Linked DNA regions of Homo sapiens: region 1 is linked to region 2. The links are chromatin contacts, found by Hi-C in ENCODE. All regions are on one chromosome and are shown on one strand. Each heading gives the region's core, a stretch centred on a gene start or an enhancer-like site at or near the end of the contact. The rest is flanking DNA. Distances are from core to core; before and after follow the strand shown.

Evidence for each region. A loop is a pair of places that touch in the nucleus more often than their neighbours do. Pooled maps may share reads with other maps.
Region 1: a pooled map shows a loop between it and region 2 (5-fold over the local background). The contact joins the promoter of HSPA2-AS1 here to the promoter of HIF1A in region 2. A Hi-C loop is called at or near these places in 4 of 50 pooled maps.

Annotation. Positions count from the first base shown.
Region 1 is chr14:64,534,478-64,542,083 of GRCh38, forward strand. It overlaps HSPA2-AS1 (HSPA2 and ZBTB1 antisense RNA 1), which reads right to left and starts at 5,891. Exons shown (of 4, transcript NR_110550.1): 1 at 5,840-5,891. It overlaps HSPA2 (heat shock protein family A (Hsp70) member 2), which reads left to right and starts at 6,264. Exons shown (of 1, transcript NM_021979.4): 1 at 6,264-7,606. The coding sequence starts at 6,373. RefSeq lists a silencer at 6,039-6,128 and an enhancer at 6,299-6,408.
Region 2 is chr14:61,694,205-61,701,498 of GRCh38, forward strand. It overlaps HIF1A (hypoxia inducible factor 1 subunit alpha), which reads left to right and starts at 1,309. Exons shown (of 15, transcript NM_001530.4): 1 at 1,309-1,635. The coding sequence starts at 1,601. It overlaps HIF1A-AS1 (HIF1A antisense RNA 1), which reads right to left and starts at 1,619. Exons shown (of 2, transcript NR_047116.1): 1 at 1,503-1,619. RefSeq lists an enhancer at 628-997 and silencers at 1,068-1,367, 1,668-1,767.

The DNA of each region.
Region 1 (7,606 bases), core at 4,641-7,140, 2.8 Mb after region 2:
TAATTTGTCTGCTGTTGTCATAGATTAACTTCTCTTTTGGAAAAAGCCTTCCAGGTTCAGGTCTCTTACCCTTCCATACCAGGCATGGAAATGTCTTACCCCAGCCTACTGTGTATCTACAGCTTAAGTGTAACTTCAAGACTGAATTTTTTAAGACTCAAAGAAACAAATGGCAAGTTTTTTCCTGTAGTGATAGGTGAAGAAATATTTTAGGACACAGCACTTTGTAAGAATTATAAAATGGCAGTATTTATAGAGATCTTAAAGATAATCATTAGTTGAATTTCAGTTTGCTCAAGGGCCCTCAAATTAGAGGCTGTTATTCCATCTTTTCTTCAGGCCAACATTATCTCCTTAAGATAATCTACAACCCTTGTGAAGGTTGTTCCTGGGTAGAGACTGAGAGGATTTTAGGAAAATTCACGAGTTGGGGTTTTTTTCCCTAGTAATTCTGCAAAAATGTATTATTGCTCAGTCTCCTTAGGGCAGGTCTAACACCCAGGCACATAGTTTTAGGCCGTATCTTATTCACCTTTGTATCTCTAGTACAAATATTTTCAGATATGAATTTGTTTCAACTTTTGGTCTCTGCAGTGTCATTTAGTACAGAAATATAAGAGGTAGGCAGTGTATCTTCCTACTATAAAGAAAAAAACTAAATTTTTTTTTTGTTAAATAATGTGTCTCAGGTCACTTTTAATAAATACTAAGCTAGTGATTTACTACTGCTTTCCAGGCACTCTTCTGGGTGCTAGGAATTAATTACAGAGGATTTGACATATGTTAAAGCTCTTGTTTTTTCCACCATTTAATCTGTGGAGCCTTAGTCTTTGGATTTTAAAAATACTTTGAAACACCCTAGTATTTATAATCTGCCAAAGAGAGAGTTCACTTGTTGAAAATCAGCAATAATTTCTATGTAAGACTAATAGACTTTGTTTCAACTGTTGATATGGTTTGGCTGTGTCCCCACCCAAATCTCACCTTGAATTGTAGCTCCCATAATTCCCATGTGTTGTGGTGAAAGATAATTGAATCATGGGGGCGGTTTCTCCCATACTATTCTCGTGGTAGTAAGAGCTGATGGTTTTATAAGGGGAAACCCCTTTTGCTTGGTTCTCATTCTCTCTTGCCTGCTGCCATGTAACTGGTGGTAGTGAGTAAGATCTGATTTTTTTTTCAGCATCCAAAATCTTTTTATTAAGAGGGTAGGATCCAAGGTTAGTTTTTGTAGCCTCGGCTGGCCTGTCGGCCTCTGATGCACTCGAACTTCCAGCCCTTGGAGCAGACATAGGGTTTGGTGTGGCTGTGCGGGGTTCCCGGGCCTTGCTGAAATGCTGGTACACCTTTCGGCCCTTGCAAATACTGGAGAGCAGGACAGTACCGCAGCCCTCGGGGGAGTCCACCCCTTTTGCTTGGTTCTCATTCTCTCTTGCCTGCCGCCATGTGCCTTTCGCCTTCTGCCGTGATTGTGAGGCCTCCCCAGCCATATGGAAGTGTGAGTCCACTAAACCTTTTTTTCCCTTATAGATTACCCAGTCTCGGGTGTCTTTATCAGCGGCGTGAAAATGGACTAATGTAGCTGTTAATAGTCAAGTTCTCAAAATCAATTGTAAAAGCACAGTAAGGAAACTTAGAAAAATTACTGATAATTCTACCTTCTAGATAACCAATTTTGATGCATTTTAAATCTATATTAGATTATCCTACATATAAGAAGATACAAGTTTCATATATTTTATTCACTTAATTATACCAAGAACATTTTTCCGTGTCATTAAAAATCTTGTAAACCATTTTTACGGCTGCGTAAGAATTCATCATATGCATGTACTATAATTTAGGTAATCTCTTATTTTTGGATATTTAAACCATTTCCTTTCTATTATCATTAACATAAATAATACTACCTGCATTTTCTATTATTTCCTTAGAATAAATCCCACAATGAGTAATGCTAAATAAAAGGCATGATCATATTTAATGTAAAGAAAAAATATTGGCCAGGTGTGGTGGCTCACTACTGTAATCCCAGCACTTTGGGAGGCTGAGACTGGTGGAGAGCTTGAGCTAAGGAGTTCGAGACCAGACTGACCAACATGGCAAAACTCCATCTCTACAAAAATACAAAAATTAGCCGGGCTTGGTGGTGCATGCCTGTAGTCCTAACTACTCCGGAGGCTGAAGTGGGAGGATCGCTTGTGCAAGCTGTGAGCCTGCCACTGCATTCCAGCCTGGGTGACACAGCAAGTCCCTGTCTCTTAAAACAAACAAACAAATTTTTAAAAACCCAAAATACAAATACAGTGTCTTTTTTGGGAAAAGCTTAGGATGCCTCTTAAACTATGGAACATACAAAACACAAGTTAGGGCAGAAAAAAATATACATGGCTAATGAAAATGTGGGTATAATTGCTACTGTGGTTTCAGAAACCTGTGTTAAAGATGAATGTGGTGGTCAGATTGCAAGATGTGTTTGTAATATCTGGGCACAGAGGTAGCACAGTTATTGTGCAAAAGAAACTATTCCTCTGAAGCTCTAATTTTAGTGATTCTATGTGAGAACTCTGGCCTGCTTGCTCTTTTGCAATCTTGGTTTGCTTGAGGTGTGTTGAGGGCTGACTGAATGCAAGAGATTTAAAGAATTTGTGTTTCTCACATTCTTTGTTTCAGTTGTAGCTGAGACTGTATCTCTAAGTCATATATCATCAGTTCTACAAAGAATATGCATTGCTTCCAGCCCACTAATTCCCTTTTCTAAAAAAACAAAGAAAAGAAAAGAAAGAAAGAAAGAAAAAGAAGGAAAGAAAGAAAGAAAGAGAAAGAAAAGAAAAGAGAGAAGAAAAACTCAGGCCTGTAATCCCAGCACGTTGGGAGGCCAAGATGGGCAGACAATTTGAAGTCAGGGGTTCGAGAACAGCCTGGCAAACATGGTGAAACCCTGTCTCTACCAAAAATATAAAAATTAGATGGACGTGCTGGTGCACATAAGTAACCCAGCTATCTGGAAGGCTGAGGCACGACAATCTCTTGGACCAAGGAGGCAGAGGTTGCAGTGAGCCACTGCACTCCAGCCTGGCGACAGAACAAGACTCTGTCTCAAAAAAAACCAAACAAATACCCCCCACCCCCAAACTACACAAAAGACAAGAATTTCCAAGAATAAAATCAAGAGATCTGTACTCACAATTTATGACAGTTTCAATTAGAAAAGTCTGGGTTTTATCCTTGTTTTCCTAATATTTTCTTTTCTTTTTCTTTTTTTTTTTAGACAGAGTCTTGCTCTGTCGCCCAGGCTGGAGTGCAGTGGCGTGATCTCAGCTCACTGCAACCTCTGCCTCCCGGATTCAAGCAATCCTCTGCCTCAGCCTCCCAAGTAGCTGGGATTACAGGCGCCCACCACCAGGCCCGGCTAATTTTTGTATTTTTAGTAGAGACAGGGTTTCACCATCTTGGCCAGGCTGGTCTTGAACTTCTGACCTCGTGATCCACGCGCCTCGGCCTCCCAAAGTGCTGGGATTACAGGCATGAGCCACCGCGTCCAGCCTTTCTAATATTTTCTTTAAAACGTCCCCTTTTTCAAAATTTTTTCAAATTCATGGAAAAGAGGATAGGAATTATGGTTAAAATTAGTACTAACTGATGACATTAACCGATTAATAACCAATTATGTTCTTAAAAACTGGAAATGATATACACCACTAGATAAAATAATCTTAAATGTTCATTGACTTTATAGAATTCTCTCAACATTACTTTTTGGTCACAGATAACTTCTGGGTTGACAAAAGCTTTTCTCCAGCGCCATTTCATACAGCTTTTACATGGCTGCACATCACTAGCCTGCTTTAAAGGACGGTGCTCCCAGCCCAAAGCCTCAGGAAAAAGACCATGGCTCAAAAAGCTCTGAGATGTATCCTATCCACCTGAAGAGCCTATTGCTTGCCTGTATCCCTCCCTTCTAGTGACACTAATCTTCTGTACAGAAATCCTAGTCCAGCAAACATTGCTCTCATCTTCGCCCATACACAACCTATGTAAAGAATGGCTTTCCTACTCTTTGCTGGCGAACTTCAGCTCCCGGATTAGGCATGCCACCTCTTCCAGGTAGCTCTCAGCAACGCACTTTTCCATCAGCCTGGGTGTGCCCCTCTGTGTTCCCATGGCGCTTTGCTTTCAGCGCTTCTCCCAAATTATGTTTACCTGTTTATTAGACTCTCCACCTCTGAAGACCAGGCCATTTCATTTGGCTTTTTACTGCCACGTAGTAGGTACCTGTTCAAGCTTGATGGAAGGACTTCCCCAGCCTCCCCACACATATTATGTAAAGTGATCGCTGTCTTTGCTTCCTCCTGGAGACCATTTATTTTATTTTTTTGAGACGGAGTCTCGTTCTGTCGCCCAGGCTGGAGTGCAGTGTCGCAATCTCGACTGACTGCAACCTCTGCCTCTCGAGTAGCTGGGACTACAGGCGCGCGCCACCACGCCCGGCTAATTTTTGTATTTTTAGTAGAGACGGGGTTTCACCATGTTGGCCAGGCTGGCCTCGAACTTCTGACAGCAAGTGATCCACCTACCGCGGCCTTTCAAAGTGCTGAAACTACAGGCATGAGCCTCCACACCCGTCCAGGAGCCCATTTATATGGGAGCCTGCTTCTAAAGATTATTACCTGGTGCCAGGGTATTTTCCAGACCTGTCCTCACATTCCTGTTAAACAGGAGGAAGTGAATCGCGCTCCTTTTCATCTACCTTCTCGGAGGGTTTATGCCTCCAATATTAACCTCAGCACAGCCAAAGAAAATCATTCCATTCCATTGAGCGGAGTCAGAAACATGACTAGGTCACGATCACAACCCCGTGTGTGCCAGGGTGACCGAGACTGGGTGACTTTATGGTGTTTCAACGTGTGGGTTTTGACTGATTATATTATGGGTTTTCCAGTCAAAAACTCAAAGCAGTGGATAAAGCACTTGCGACCTAAAATAAGCAATGGAATGAACAGGAAGGCGAAACCAGAGTTTAAAGCGGCAGGACAAACAGGAAAAAGGAAGAGTGAGGCAGGAAGGGTTTAAATGCAGGCTCCTCGGAGGACAAGTCGCCGCCACACCCCTGTCTGCCGTCCCGCCAGCCGCCCTCACGCGGCGCGGGAAAACGGTCGGCCTCGCCCTGGGCTCAGGTTCTCTCCGCCCGCCAGGCAGTGGGGTTTTTTTTTGTTTTTTTTGAGACGGAGTCTCGCTCAGTCGCCCAGGCTGGAGTGTAGTGGCGTGATCTCGGCTCACTGCAACCTCCACCTCCCGGGTTCAAGCGATTCTCCTGCCTCAGCCTCCCGAGTAGCTGAGACTACAGGCACGCGCCACCACGCCCAGCTAATTTTTGTATCTTTAGTAGAGACGGGCTTTCACCATGTTGGCCAGGATGGTCTCGATGTCTTAACGTCGTGATCCGGCCGCCTCGGCCTCCCAAGTGCTGGGATTACAGGCGTTAGCCACTGCGCCCGGCCCCAGCCAGGCAGTTTTAATCGAGCGCTCACAACCACTGAGACGCAGTGAAGCACCCACCATAAAATCCCAGGAGGCCGACCGCCGGTTCAGACTTTTTCTTTTCTTTAATCCCCGTCCAAGGGATCCGCCCTCACCCCCCACCCCAGCCACCCCAATTCCCTATTCCCTCCCCTTGGACGGCGCCGGGGAAAACAAGCTGCTCGAGCTTTATTTCTTCGGTGCAACCAACTCAGAATGAATTCCTCCGCCCCTGCGTGCTCAGTGAGTCGGCACCCTAGCAGTGAACTGCATTTAAAACCTCAGGAATTGAGCGAACTCTCCCAGTGGCTCTCCTCACCGGGATCCCCTTCCACGCCTCCTCCCCGTGCCGCGCCTCAGTCCGCACTGCTCATTGGCCGCGTGCCCTGCCAATCCGATGCACGTCGGCTAGGGCAAAGACCGCGAAAAAGCGCGTACACCTGGCTCTGGGAGCGCGCGCCTAACGCCAGCCAGCAGCAGGAGGCGCGCGAGGCACCACGGCCTGGCGGCCGAGAGTCAGGGAGGAACCTCATTTACATAACGGCCGCCCCTCTGTCTCCTGGCGGGGGCCGGAGTCCCGCCCCTCGTCCAACTTGAAATCTGTTGGGTCACGGGCCAGTCACTCCGACCTAGGCAAGCCTGTGGTGGAGCTGGAAGAGTTTGTGAGGGCGGTCCCGGGAGCGGATTGGGTCTGGGAGTTCCCAGAGGCGGCTATAAGAACCGGGAACTGGGCGCGGGGAGCTGAGTTGCTGGTAGTGCCCGTGGTGCTTGGTTCGAGGTGGCCGTTAGTTGACTCCGCGGAGTTCATCTCCCTGGTTTTCCCGTCCTAACGTCGCTCGCCTTTCAGTCAGGATGTCTGCCCGTGGCCCGGCTATCGGCATCGACCTGGGCACCACCTATTCGTGCGTCGGGGTCTTCCAACATGGCAAGGTGGAGATCATCGCCAACGACCAGGGCAATCGCACCACCCCCAGCTACGTGGCCTTCACGGACACCGAGCGCCTCATCGGCGACGCCGCCAAGAACCAGGTGGCCATGAACCCCACCAACACCATCTTCGACGCCAAGAGGCTGATTGGACGGAAATTCGAGGATGCCACAGTGCAGTCGGATATGAAACACTGGCCGTTCCGGGTGGTGAGCGAGGGAGGCAAGCCCAAAGTGCAAGTAGAGTACAAGGGGGAGACCAAGACCTTCTTCCCAGAGGAGATATCCTCCATGGTCCTCACGAAGATGAAGGAGATCGCGGAAGCCTACCTGGGGGGCAAGGTGCACAGCGCGGTCATAACGGTCCCGGCCTATTTCAACGACTCGCAGCGCCAGGCCACCAAGGACGCAGGCACCATCACGGGGCTCAATGTGCTGCGCATCATCAACGAGCCCACGGCGGCGGCCATCGCCTACGGCCTGGACAAGAAGGGCTGCGCGGGCGGCGAGAAGAACGTGCTCATCTTTGACCTGGGCGGTGGCACTTTCGACGTGTCCATCCTGACCATCGAGGATGGCATCTTCGAGGTGAAGTCCACGGCCGGCGACACCCACCTGGGCGGTGAGGACTTCGACAACCGCATGGTGAGCCACCTGGCGGAGGAGTTCAAGCGCAAGCACAAGAAGGACATTGGGCCCAACAAGCGCGCCGTGAGGCGGCTGCGCACCGCTTGCGAGCGCGCCAAGCGCACCCTGAGCTCGTCCACGCAGGCGAGCATCGAGATCGACTCGCTCTACGAGGGCGTGGACTTCTATACGTCCATCACGCGCGCCCGCTTCGAGGAGCTCAATGCCGACCTCTTTCGCGGGACCCTGGAGCCGGTGGAGAAGGCGCTGCGCGACGCCAAGCTGGACAAGGGCCAGATCCAGGAGATCGTGCTGGTGGGCGGCTCCACTCGTATCCCCAAGATCCAGAAGCTGCTGCAGGATTTCTTCAACGGCAAGGAGCTGAACAAGAGCATCAACCCCGACGAGGCGGTGGCCTATGGCGCCGCGGTGCAGGCGGCCATCCTCATCGGCGACAAATCAGAGAATGTGCAGGACCTGCTGCTACTCGACGTGACCCCGTTGTCGCTGGGCATCGAGACAGCTGGCGGTG
Region 2 (7,294 bases), core at 59-2,558:
ACACCCAGGCTTCTCCAGCCTCACACCTCTGAGTAGCTGGAACCACCCTGTCCGCTAAGGTCAATGTTTAATCGTATCTTTGTAGGTCTACTGACCAGTTAAAAAGAGGTGCTGTATACATTGGTTGTTGTCTTGTCAGAGTTTGATGCTTCTATATAGACCATTGTTTTTACATGCTAATACAATTGAAAGCCACTACAGATATTTATATTTACAACCCAAAGCTAGGTTTTAACAAGAAACTCATAAGGCAAAGGTGAGAAGTAAAATAATTTAGCGCCAAGTGGAGATATATGTGCAATGCTACTTTGTTGGGCTCAAAACATATTTTTCTTTTAGAAGACTGACAGGCTTGAAGTTTATGCCTCCAAAGACAAAAGTGATTATGTTTTGTTTAGTAGCTTGCAAAGTTGCCAAAGGCCATTTTTTCTACTCTTTCCCTGAAATTGGTTTATATGCTTATTAAAGTCATTTATACCTATTTGCAAATGCTTAACATAGTTTCAGATTTTAAGATTTCCCTGCAACTTTATTTCCCTTGAAGTTTACAGCAACAGGAGTTCATTTTTATTTTTAATTGCATTTATTCAGTAAGTAAACTCCGCCACAGAAAAACTTAGTAGACAAGGTGAGTTCCCCTGTGCTCCGTGGCAAAGAGTGCGGTGGGTGACATTGACCCATGGTTAGGTAATCTGGTAAGGAAAGACCCCGTTGTAACACATCTGAGCAACGAGACCAAAGGAAGGGCTTGCTGCCACGAGGCGAAGTCTGCTTTTTTGAACAGAGAGCCCAGCAGAGTTGGGCGGCAATCGTGCCCAGCACTGAGGCCGAGGAGAAAGAGAGCAGGAGCATTACATTACTGCACCAAGAGTAGGAAAATATGATGCATGTTTGGGACCAGGCAACCGAAATCCCTTCTCAGCAGCGCCTCCCAAAGCCGGGCACCGCCTTCCTTCGGAGAAGGCGCAGAGTCCCCAGACTCGGGCTGAGCCGCACCCCCATCTCCTTTCTCTTTCCTCCGCCGCTAAACACAGACGAGCACGTGAGCGTCGCAGCCCGTCCCAGCTGTGCCTCAGCTGACCGCCTCCTGATTGGCTGAGAGCGGCGTGGGCTGGGGTGGGGACTTGCCGCCTGCGTCGCTCGCCATTGGATCTCGAGGAACCCGCCTCCACCTCAGGTGAGGCGGGCTTGCGGGAGCGCGCGCCGGCCTGGGCAGGCGAGCGGGCGCGCTCCCGCCCCCTCTCCCCTCCCCGCGCGCCCGAGCGCGCCTCCGCCCTTGCCCGCCCCCTGACGCTGCCTCAGCTCCTCAGTGCACAGTGCTGCCTCGTCTGAGGGGACAGGAGGATCACCCTCTTCGTCGCTTCGGCCAGTGTGTCGGGCTGGGCCCTGACAAGCCACCTGAGGAGAGGCTCGGAGCCGGGCCCGGACCCCGGCGATTGCCGCCCGCTTCTCTCTAGTCTCACGAGGGGTTTCCCGCCTCGCACCCCCACCTCTGGACTTGCCTTTCCTTCTCTTCTCCGCGTGTGGAGGGAGCCAGCGCTTAGGCCGGAGCGAGCCTGGGGGCCGCCCGCCGTGAAGACATCGCGGGGACCGATTCACCATGGAGGGCGCCGGCGGCGCGAACGACAAGAAAAAGTAAGCCCATTCCCTCGGCCCGCCGCCTTCTCCCCCGGCGACCCCGCCCGCCTGCCCGCCCTGGGCTCCTGGGCCGGCCTCGGCGTTAATGGGATTGGGGGGGGCAGCCTTTTTGTTTCTGCTGCTGCTCCCCTCCCCTCTCTTCCCCCAACCTCGCCGGCCGGGCTCCCCCGCTGTCCACGTCGCCATCTTGTCGTGGGGGGTGGGAGACGCCTCGAAAGTGCTTTCAGGGGCCGGGGTCTGAGCCCTGCTTGCCCTCCCCGCCGGCCGTGGGGGCCTCGCGCCGCCCACCTACCCGCCTCAAAAACCCAGCCTGCTCTGTGGCCCCATCCGGAGGGGACTTTACCCAGCCTGAAAACCCCGGGAAGAGAAATGAGCTGCAGCTCGGTAGCCGCGGTTTGCACCCGGAGCTTCCGCTCCTTCCCGCCCCCATCCTCTCCAGTTCCATTGAAAACTCGGCCCTGGGGCGGACCCTGCACGCTGGTCCTGGCTTTCCAGTGGACTTGGGGCCTTGAGTTCCCGACTGAGGGACTCGCGTGGTCGGATGCGATCTTGTCCTGTAGTTGTCCAGCCGTCGCGGGTGTCTTTGCCTTTGTGCATTAGGGATTTGCCGCGATGGCCTTAAGATGCGAACTTTTTAGTTTGCACGTGCAGGTTTTGTTTCGTTTTAATCGCCTTGAAAAACTTGCCTAGACTGAGAGTCAGAGTAATGGGAATTTAGGGAAATGGCAACATTTTAAAGAGAACTTCAGAATTGGATACTTGAGTTCATATCACCTGTCACGAGAACGCAGATATTATAAATGAATATATGCCTCATTCATTCTTCAAATAATGAAAATGTAGGGGCTGGTTAAATTTAGGCAGTTTTAATGATACTGAAAAAAGTATATGATGAGTGAATGAAATGCGGCACTAAAATGTTGCAAAAATTTTCGAACTCTGTCTCATTTTCCTGAAATTGAAGTATATTAAAGGAAAACCGTCAACATATATCTAAAGTAAGTAATCACTCGGTTAGAACTTAATGCAAGTTTTATAAATCACCTTGAAGTTTGAGTCTAAGGGGTACATTAGAGATTAAGAATTGTGAGTTGGACCAGTGGTGTTAAGAGCGGACTCCCCCATCCCCCAACACACACACAATTTTGCCCACTTTGGCATTTTAACTTTTAAGGAAATCACTTAAGGAATTGAAGATTTAGAGTAAGAGTTTTGGTTAGTAGACTGGCTTTGCTGTTAAATCCTTCCACTCTTCTGGCAGAGAGATTAATTTCCCTAATCAGTATCAGCAGAAGATAAACTTGTTTATATTCCTGCTGTTTTGTAGATCCCTTCTCCTGGTCCTTCTTCAATAGAATATTAAATTCTTAGTTTGTATACAGCAGAGAAGGTCACTTATAAAATTCAAAAAGTGAGCAAACAGGTCTAGATTAATTCCAAGAGTTACCAGGAATTAATTGCAGTTTATTTTGCGGAGGTGATTACAGTGCTTTTGATGAAATGATAAAGCTGCTATATTGTAAACCTAAGGCAGATTACCTCTGTGTAGTGCCAGTTTTCTATCCTTATTATATATTGAATCATACTTAATACAATGCATTAAATTATGTACCACTTTTTTTATATACAGTATCGAACTCATTGTTTTGCCATTCATCCGTTCAGAATATCAGAAGCAGTTTTGAAACGAATTAATAAATTAGCTACTGTTCATCAGCCCCAATTCTAAATAAGCTCTTAGATTTTCCTCAGCCCATCTGTTACTTTCAAAATTTTCTCATTTGAAAACTTGGCAACCTTGGATTGGATGGATTCATATTTCTTAGTATAGAAGTTCTTGATATAACTGAAAAATTAAGTTAAACACTTAATAAGTGGTGGTTACTCAGCACTTTTAGATGCTGTTTATAATAGATGACCTTTTCTAACTAATTTACAGTTTTTTGAAAGATAACTGAGAGGTTGAGGGACGGAGATTTTCTTCAAGCAATTTTTTTTTTCATTTTAAATGAGCTCCCAATGTCGGAGTTTGGAAAACAAATTTGTCTTTTTAAAAGAAGGTCTAGGAAACTCAAAACCTGAAGAATTGGAAGAAATCAGAATAGAAAATGGGTATGGTTATGATACTGTAGATTTAACGCAGGACATTTCATGTTGTTCCTAGTTATAGGGGCTGAACTTATTTAATAGCACGTGCATTTTGATTTTTAGATTTTTAAGGGAATGTCAAGAGAGTAATGATTCTGTTTCAGGCTTCAGGCCAGACTCCTTCAGAGTTTTCCAAAACAAATAATTACTGAATCATTAAAGTAAAATTTCTGAGAATAGATATTCCTTAATTTCCTTCATTAACTTTGGCCATTAAAAGTCAAGAAGCTCTCTCATTTATTAGCAAACTTTTCTCCTTATGATTCTATTTTGATTGTCCTTTTGTTTGAGGAAGCAGCATATGGTGGTTAAGAGCATAGGATCTAGAGGCAGATACCTCTGAGTTAAGGGTCCCAGCCCTTCACTTGTGAGCTTGAGCAAGTTACTGAATGCCTCTGAGCCTCTTTCCTCCTTTTGAAATGATGATAAGAATAGCAGCCATCTGAGCAGTTATTGTAAAGGTTAAATGAGATAATGCTTGTGAAGCACTTAGCCCATTGCAGGAGTCTTGATGACACTGTGTACTTGAAAATAGATGTTACCTGTTAAAATTCTTGTTTAAACTTCCACAACTCTTAAAACTCTTTTTTGCTAGTCCTTCCAGCTGTTTCCTTTAGTTTCTTTTCTGTGTCTTCATGCATCTTTTCTATCTCCTGAAAGTGAAAAGACTAACATTGGATCCAGAGCTTGAAAAGCGTTTTTTTCCTGTTACAATGGGCAAAAGAGTACATCCTTGGGTTATATTGGCACCTAGTATCAGTTATTTTTCTTGAGCATCTGATCTGCTCTCTACTCTAGTGGAGGCCTCCTGCTTCACAATTGCTCACCCCTGTGTTTTCTCCCCAAATAGAATACTGAGTTTACTCTGGACTCTAGAGTCAAACATACACAGTATTCTAGTCTTACTGTTCATTTAAGCAAGATATGTGCAAGACACTGCATTCTTAGTACTGGCAGTAAGTTAAAACATTTTTCGTCTTGATGCCAAAGTTTAGACAATTTTATAAAAATTAACCTTTGTAAAAGATAATGAGTTGATAAAATATTCTCAGTAAAGCAGCTACGTGGTAGAAAAACTGTCCTTTGCTTATGAGTTTCTCCAGAGTTAAGACCATTGGGTTCCATCTGAAGGCAAGACTTCAAGCTTGTCTTACTGGTCTGTTTTGTGGCTCAATTTGTATGAAGTCTATGCACTCTTCCACACGTGTGTATTTACTGAACTATCGAGTTATTTTAGACTGAGAAAGTATTGGAGTTCATTCCTACGGTCCACTGCAGAGCACCTTGTGCAGTTTGGAGAATGTCAACTTTTCTACCTGTTAACTTCCATTGTCTTTACTTTTAACGCCATTGTCTGTGACTCTAATGGTGTCACGGCTCAGGGTTTAGATTTTGTGGTTACATTCTATTCTTGTATGTCAAGAGTGGTGTATAGAAAGCTGAGGGGGATTATTTAGTCTCTTGACTGATTTTTTTTTTTTTTCTGAAGAACTCAGTTTATTATGTTTGGTGGTGAAATAAAAATTGATGTGCATGGATGTTAAAGATTTGGGTTAAATTGTGTGTTCATAGATGCCTTCTCTTAGTATATAATTTTTTAAATTTAGATACTTAAAATACTGTATCCCTTTATCTAAGATTAACATAAGTCTGTTTCTTAACCAGGATAAAAAAATCTAAATTTAAATGTGATGTTGGATGAGTTTCCAATCAAGAAATTGATTTTTTAAACTTTGTGACTAGTTATCCAGTGGGTGGATTTTACCCAGTGTGTGTATGTGTTTTCTGCTTAACTCTGGAAGGTTAGAAAGAGAATTTGAAACTAAGACAAGCCAAGCTTCTTGTTGCTCAGTATTTTTGGTAAAAATATGGTCAGATTGTTTAAATTAACTATAGGCTTTGGAATTTTAAAAATAATTATATCTCTTGGTCTCTTGACACATCAAGAATTAACTGTTTTGTATATGCGTTGAGTATTAATGTTCATGTTTTCTGCAGTAGAAATTTATAAACCCTTATTTATTTGCCAGACATGATCCCTTTAGAGAAATCTAGTATCTAAAACCTGAATTTTTAAAACAAAATTTAAAATTTTTGTTTCATAAAAACAAAAATGTGATTACCTCATGGCTTTTTTCTTATAGCTTTTGATTGTTTTTTAAAATCGTAGTTCAAAAACATTAACCTAAAATTTACCATCTTAACCATTTCTAAGTACTGTTCAGTAGTGTTAAGTATATTCACATTGTGCCACTAACTTCCAGAACTTTTTCATCTTGCAAAGCTGAAATCTTACCCATTAAACAACTCCCAATTTCCCCCTCTCCTCAGCCTCTGGCAACCACCATTTTACTTTCTGTTTCTGCAAATTTAACTACTCTAGATGCCTCATATAAATAGAATTATAGGGTTTTAATATTTTTGTGATGGGCTTATTTCACTTTGTGTAATGTCCTCAAGGTTCATCCATGTTGTAGCATGTGTCAGAATTTCCTTCCTTTTTGAGTCTGAGCAATATTCCATTATATGTTCCATATTTTGTTTCTCCATTCATCCAGCAACGGACACTTGGGTTGCTTCCACATCTTGGTTATTGTGCTGCTCTGAACATGAGTCTGCAAATCTCTCTTTGAAGCTTTCACTTTTTTTGGATACATATCCAGAAGAGGGATGCTGGATCATATGGTAACCCTTTTTAATTTTCAAGGAACCACCATATTGTTTTCTATAGCAGTTGCACCAGTTTACATTCCCACCAACAGTGCACAAGGGTTCCTATTTCTCCACATCCTTCTAAACACTTGTTTTCTTTCTTTCCTTCCTTCTCTTCTCTTTCTTTCTTAGCCATCTAATGTGGCAAAGTGGTAGCCATCTAATATGTTGAAGTGATTGTTTTTAAGGGCTTGTTTGTGGATAATTAACCAGCTGAAAGCTAACTACAGTTTGCCAGTGGAAGCTTTAACTGAAAGGAGAGTAAGTACCTCTAAAAGGAGAATTCAATTTTTCTAGTGACTTAGATTTGTTATGCCAGTACTTTTTCACAGAAACACTTTTTGGGTAAAATAGTGTACACCTGTTCTATTGTTGATAAAGCCCAATTTAATTAGGAAATTTGTTCTCTAAGATTTAAAACAATAATTGAAATAATGTATTTTTATTAAAAACTGTTCCCAAGATGTTAGCTTTTAGCTGTTCTGGTGATCTCAACTGTTATTTATGAGTGTTTCTTTATTTTAAAATTTCACCTTAACCGGTTACAGTTTTAACCATAAAGATTATTTCAACATATGATTTTGAAAATTTATTATCTTGTAAATGGGAAAATGTAGTGATGGAACATAGTTTACTGTATGTAGTTCTTCACTTGTTTGAAAAGTCACAATATATTTAGGCAAATTAATTTAAAAGTGTCTAGTATTTAATATTGCAATTTTCACTCATTAAGGACAGGTCCCCCGTGTTTCCCCCTTTTTTTTTTCCAAGTAGTTTGGGAGGATTTGTTTTTCCA